Linked DNA regions of Homo sapiens: region 1 is linked to region 2. The links are chromatin loops, found by intact Hi-C in ENCODE. Cell type or tissue: K562. All regions are shown on one strand. Links, peaks and the distances in the headings refer to the core of each region. The heading gives the core; the rest is flanking DNA. Region 1 overlaps EXOC2 (exocyst complex component 2). Region 2 overlaps EXOC2 (exocyst complex component 2).

Region 1 (2,914 bases), core at 165-2,664, 55 kb before region 2:
TCAGAGGCAGGACAGAAGGAACGCCCCCTCACCTGCTACCCCACCCACCACAGCACAATGTATCCCAGGAATAAGCAAGTTGAATGAGATTAGGAAGTGAAACATTAGGGTGCCTGGAATATCAGAGTAACCCTAAAATGTACAAATTCACAAAGAGACCTAACTACCTCAATTTCAACAGGCTAGAAAATGACGAGATAGGCTGCCGGCTATACCATAACGATGCTATACGGACAGGATCATTAACAGTACTGAAAGCCTGTTTCACAGCACTATGCCTGACACTCTGTGTGGAGTAGATGGAACTGAGGAAAGAGCTGACGTCAGCACGTACCCCTCTCAAGAGCAACTGTCAGTATCTCTTCACCTCCAAGCTGAGTTGGCAGCTTGAAACCAACCCCAATGGGAGTATTTACACCTTGGAAATTGGGAAATGCTAATATTAGGTTAATTTTTTCTATCTTCTTCTTTTTTTTTTTGAATGCATGTTGTGAAATATTTGCCAGCCAGCCACTGAGCAAACGTCAGTTTCTTTTCCACATCCTGGCCCTTCTGGATATTCCCTAGTGTTCCAAATCCTTAGCATTCTTCTTTCATTTTGCACGTGGTACTTGGGTTAAATCATTCAATCCTGTTTGTCCAACTACCATCTTTATGCTGGTGACTCCCAAATCTGTGTTTCAAGATGTGTTTGCGAGCGTAAGACCAATCCTTAAAAATATTTTCACTAGACATGCAATAATGATAGCTAATAATGACAGGAATATTTTCACTGGACATACAATAATGACAGCTAATAACGACAGGAAGCACTGATGCTATGCCAGGTGTGATTCGAAAACCCTCATGGGTATTAGTTCACCTGCACATGGTTATGTCGCTGTAAGACAGGCACTGTTTTTACCCCCGTTTTATGTTGGAGGCAACTGAGACACAGAGGTTATTCAAGTTGCCCAGTGTGACATCATGGGGACATAGTGAGAGCTAGCAAAACCCATCAGCACGACCCTCAGGAATCTCAAATTCAACATGTTGAACTGAATGTTCTCATCTCTATGCCTCTCCTTATGCGCCAAACGTGCTCCTTCATCCATCTGAGGCCAGACATCTGTAAATCACCAATGACTACTTCCTTTTCCCTATGTAACATGTCAAACCTTCCCTGTCCCTTCACCTTTCTCACCTGCCACTCGCTCTACCTTCACTAGCAGCCACGTCACCCTCACGTTACTTTATTCCATTACTACACACATTACTGCTGACCTGGCTTAACATGCCTACCGTCCACTTCTGGCTGCTCTCCTCTTGCCTCTGGCGTACCTCCCTTCTCGTCCATTCTCTATACAGATGGCAGATTGCTCTTTAAAAATCTCCTATCGTTCTGTTAAACTTCTGCGATGGCTCACTATTTGTCTTCAGAATAAAGACAGATTCCACACTACTGCACAGCCAGTTCGTCAGGGGCAGACCTCGTCTACCCTGCGGCCACACCTCTCCTATCTGCACACAGCCACACTGGACCCTGCTTCCTGGGCTGCGGCCTATCTCCTCTCTGAACTCACGCGCTGGCCCTGCGGGGACACACCTGCCTCCCTCCACTCAGCCACCCACCGCTGGCCTCTGCTTGTCTCTGAACTCACGCGCTGGCCCCGCGGGGACACACCTGCCTCCCTCCACTCAGCCGCCCACCGCCGGCCTCTGCTTGTCTGGGTACTTCCTGCTCCTCTCTTAAGGCTCCTGTGTCCTCCCCTGGTATTCTCTGCACTCAACTTTTTGGCTTGCTTCCCCTTTTGTGGGCTGTAGCCACACCTGAGGACTCCCACCAGAGCAGTATTATCAAACCATCATTTGATCACCTGAATATGTGTATTTTCCATTCAGTTATAATCTCTAGAAGTAAAGTACAAGTTTTATTTTTATATCCCTAGGATAAAACAAACATGTGCTCAATAAATGCTTACAGAGGAAGGACTAAAAATTGCTGTCTGAATCAATGACCAGTATTCTTACTACTCAGAGAGGTGGTACAACACCCCATGGGCAGGCCTGGCTTTGCACAGTGTGCAGGGCTATGACAGGGGCTGTGCAAGCTAAAATCCAGCAAGACCATCTAATAATCAATGGGAAAATTACATTTGTTCTGTGATATCCAAAAACGTTTGTTGAAACATTAAAAACTCACTTATTGTTGGTTACGAATGAATAACAATTTTTTAAAGTACAACTAATATTTAATATACAATTTAAAACATCAGAGATTCAACTTCTTCCTGGTTTAGACTTGGGAGGGTGTATGTGTCCAGGAATTTATCCATTTCTTCTAGATTTTCTAGTTCATTTGCGTAGAGGTGTTTATAGTATTCTCTGATGGTAGTTTGTATTTCTGTGGGATCGGTGGTGATATCCCCTTTATCATTTTTTATTGCATCTATTTGATTCTTCTCTCTTTTCTTCTTTATTAGTCTTGCTAGCGGTTTATCAAGTTTGCTGATCTTTTCAAAAGCCAGCTCCTGGATTCACTGATTTTTTGAAGGGTTTTTTGTGTCTCTATCTCCTTCAATTCTGCTCTGATCTTAGTTATTTCTTGCCTTCTGCTCGCTTTTGAATGTGTTTGCTCTTGCTTCTCTAGTTCTTTTAATTGTGATGTTAGGGTGTCAATTTTAGATCTTTCCTGCTTTCTCTTCTGGGCATTTAGTGCTATAAATTTCCCTCTACACACTGCTTTAAATGTGTCCCAGAGATTCTGGTATGTTGTGTCTTTGTTCTTGTTGGTTTCAAAGAACATCTTTATTTCTGCCTTCATTTTGTTATGTATCCAGTAGTCATTCAGGAGCAGGTTGTTCAGTTTCCATGTAGTTGAGCAGTTTTGAGTGAGTTTCCATCAATGACAGACTGGATTAAGAAAATGTGGCAC
Region 2 (2,914 bases), core at 266-2,765:
TGAGTTTATTTTTCTTGATTTTAAGATATCTAGCAAGAACATTAACCCTCTGTCCATTACATGTACTGTAAATATCTTCCCCAGTTTATCATGTGACTTTTCACACTGTTTTTGGTATTCTTTGCCCTTGGGAAATACTGAGTATTTTCATGTCAAACCTATTGACCTTTTCTCTACTACTTCTAGGGTCATGCTTTCAAAGTCCTGTTTCTGGTACTTTAATGTTATCTGTTTTTATGACTTAGTTGTTTGACTCAGTTGAAATCTTTTTTGGAGTACCGAATGCCTAGCTGATACACATAATTCACTAAACAATCCACTTCTCCACTAACCTGAAATGTCAATTTTGTTTTAGACAAAAATTCTCATTTTTGCTTGAATGTTTCCTGGCCCTCTCTATATTTTCTCCCACTGCCCTATCTTGAACCTGTACCAGTGATTTAATTTCTGTATTATATTTCAATATCGAATAGGACAATCTTTCAGAACTTCTCTCATTCTCTCACAGATACTGCTCCAGATGAATTCTAAAATATTTTGTCAGAGTCTAAAAATAATCTTCCTGGAATTCTGATGGGAATTATCACCAGCCTGATATAGTACATACTTAGACTTCTTTGTTTGCCGTCTAGCTCTAACCACAATGATGTAAGTTAGAGGAGTTCTTATCTGTTCCATACACTGCTGTACACCCAGCATTTAGAACAGTATTTGCCATGCAACTGGTGTTCAACACAAATTTTTAAATGAATGTATGAAATGTATAAATTTCAAGATAATTTCAGGATATTTAAAATATATATATATATTTTATATATATATATATATATATTTTTTTTTTTTTTAGACGAAGTCTTGCTTTTGTCGCCCAGGCTAGAGTGCAATGGCGTGATCTCGGCTCACTGCGACCTCTACCTCTCAGGTTCAAGCGATTCTCTTGCCTCAGCCTCCCGAGTAGCTGGGATTACAGGCGCCTGCCACCATGCCCAGCTAATTTTTGTATTTTTAGTAAAGACGAGGTTTCACCATGTTGGCCAGGCTGGTCTCGAACTCCTGATCTCAGGTAATCTGCCCACCTTGGCCTCTCAAAGTGCTGGGATTATAGGCGTGAGCCACTGCGCCCAGCCAAGATATTTAAAATATTTACATTAAATCCTCCCACTTATTCAAACCATTTTTTATGACTGTCAATGAATTATTCAGTTCTGTTCTTAGGGAGTTCACATAATATACAGTATCTTGAAGTCAGTCAAGTCACTGAGCTCTCCTGAAATCATTTTTCAATTGACCTTTTATGTCTCTAATGTAGAAAATCTTACTATCTTCATGTACTGTAATTATGGCTTTTACTCTTCAAAGTTTATGTCATTTATTTAACTGACATTGCGTTTGCTGTAATTTTCAAAACACTGCTGAATAACAGTGGTGCCAGAAAGCATCTTTGTCTTATTTGTAACTAATGACGAATCCTCTAGAGCAGTGTTTCCCAAACTGTCATTAGCGCCCCCAAGAGTCTTTTTAGGTGTTTTCCCTAACTGCCCTCCATGGAATTTTAGATCACAGGTCCAGACAGAGCAGCATGCGAAGGCTCGCATTGTGAATTTTAGCCCCAGATAGACTGCAAGAACAAACCAGCAATCTCAGACCCTCTGAAGGAAGTAAACTGCTCTTGCAGGACCTGGGAGACACTCCAAATACTGTGAGTGCCCCAACTGTGGAAGTGGGAAAAGGAGCCCTTCCTCTCCCGAACACACACTCCCACTGGAGAAGCTGAAGGTCTGTTTGCGGGAGAAGTTTCCGACTTTACCTGGAGCTGAGTCAATCTGGAGGGGTGAGCGAAACACAGGGGTAGAGGCAGCAGAAAAGCCCTGGGAGCTCACTGTGTCCCCTTGCAGGCCATTCCTGCCTGGCACCACAGGGATCCATCTGGAAGGTGGCCTGAGGAGCAGGGGGTACAACTCCACAGGGAGAAGGAAATCTCTAACTGAACTTTGTAACAATTTCAAGGGACTGAGAAGCCTCCTGGCCAGAACTTGGGAGAGGACGCAAATCTGGTGTGCAGACTCCACAGGCGGGGACAGAACCCAGCCTTTTTAGTTCGCAGCTGGGAGGCAGGTAGCCTGGGGCAGATTTTCAAGCCGTCTTGCCACTCAGGGCTGTTGGGGGGGGGACACGGGGGGCACGGTGGTTGTGAGACTGGCCCTTCAGTTTTGCGTGGGAGCTGGGTGAGGCCTGTGACTGCAGACTTTCCCCCACTTCCCTGACAACCTGCATGACTCAGCAGAGACAGCCATAATCCCCCTAGGTACAGAACTCCACCCCCATCCCCCAAGACCCACCCATCCCCCCCAACCCGATGGTCCTTCCCTACCCAACCTGGTAGTGGAAGACAAAGGACATATAATCTTGGGAGTTCTAGGGCCCCGCCCACTGCCAGTCCCTCTCCACACTACTACAGCTGATGCTTTCTGGAAAGCACCACCTCCTGGCAAAAGGCCAACTAGCACCAAACTAGAGCATTAAACCACCAAAGCTAAGGACCCTCCCTCAGGGAGTCCATTGCACCCTCCGCCACCTCCACTGGAACAGGCGCTGATATTCACATTCACGGCTGAGAGACCATAGATGGTTCACATCACAGGACTCTGTGCAGGCAACCCCCAGTACCAGCACAGAGCTGGGTAGACTCGCTGGGTGCTAGACCCAGAAGAGAGACAACAATCTTGCAGTCTGGCTCACAGGAAGCCACATCCACAGGAAGATGGGGAGAGCACTACATCAAGGGAACACTTTGTGGGACAAAAGAATCTGAACAACAGCTTTCAGCCCTAGACCTTCCCTCTGACAAGGCTACCCAAATGAGAAGGAACCAGAAAACCAACCCCGGTAATATGACAAAACAAGGCTCTTCAAC

Evidence for each region. A loop is a pair of places that touch in the nucleus more often than their neighbours do. Peaks named below come from ENCODE experiments on the same cell type or tissue, not always from the same donor. Only the 100,000 strongest peaks of a DNase experiment are listed, where the experiment ranks them.
Region 1: a loop joins it to region 2, with 5 times the contacts of the local background. A loop is called at or near these places in 2 of 110 quality-filtered maps.

What each region holds. Positions count from the first base shown.
Region 1 is chr6:603,146-606,059 of GRCh38, forward strand. All of the region lies in intron 7 of EXOC2 (exocyst complex component 2), which reads right to left. Among named protein-coding and RNA genes, the nearest start is that of HUS1B, 52 kb to the right of the region's middle. RefSeq lists an enhancer at 1,601-1,670. In K562, for the core only: no CTCF peak of the experiment used is centred there; a DNase peak (open chromatin) is centred at 1,506.
Region 2 is chr6:657,835-660,748 of GRCh38, forward strand. The region is part of intron 1 of EXOC2 (exocyst complex component 2); the gene reads right to left. Among named protein-coding and RNA genes, the nearest start is that of HUS1B, 2.2 kb to the left of the region's middle. RefSeq lists enhancers at 1,280-2,228, 2,229-2,914. In K562, for the core only: a CTCF peak has its summit at 1,521; DNase peaks (open chromatin) are centred at 667 and 2,294.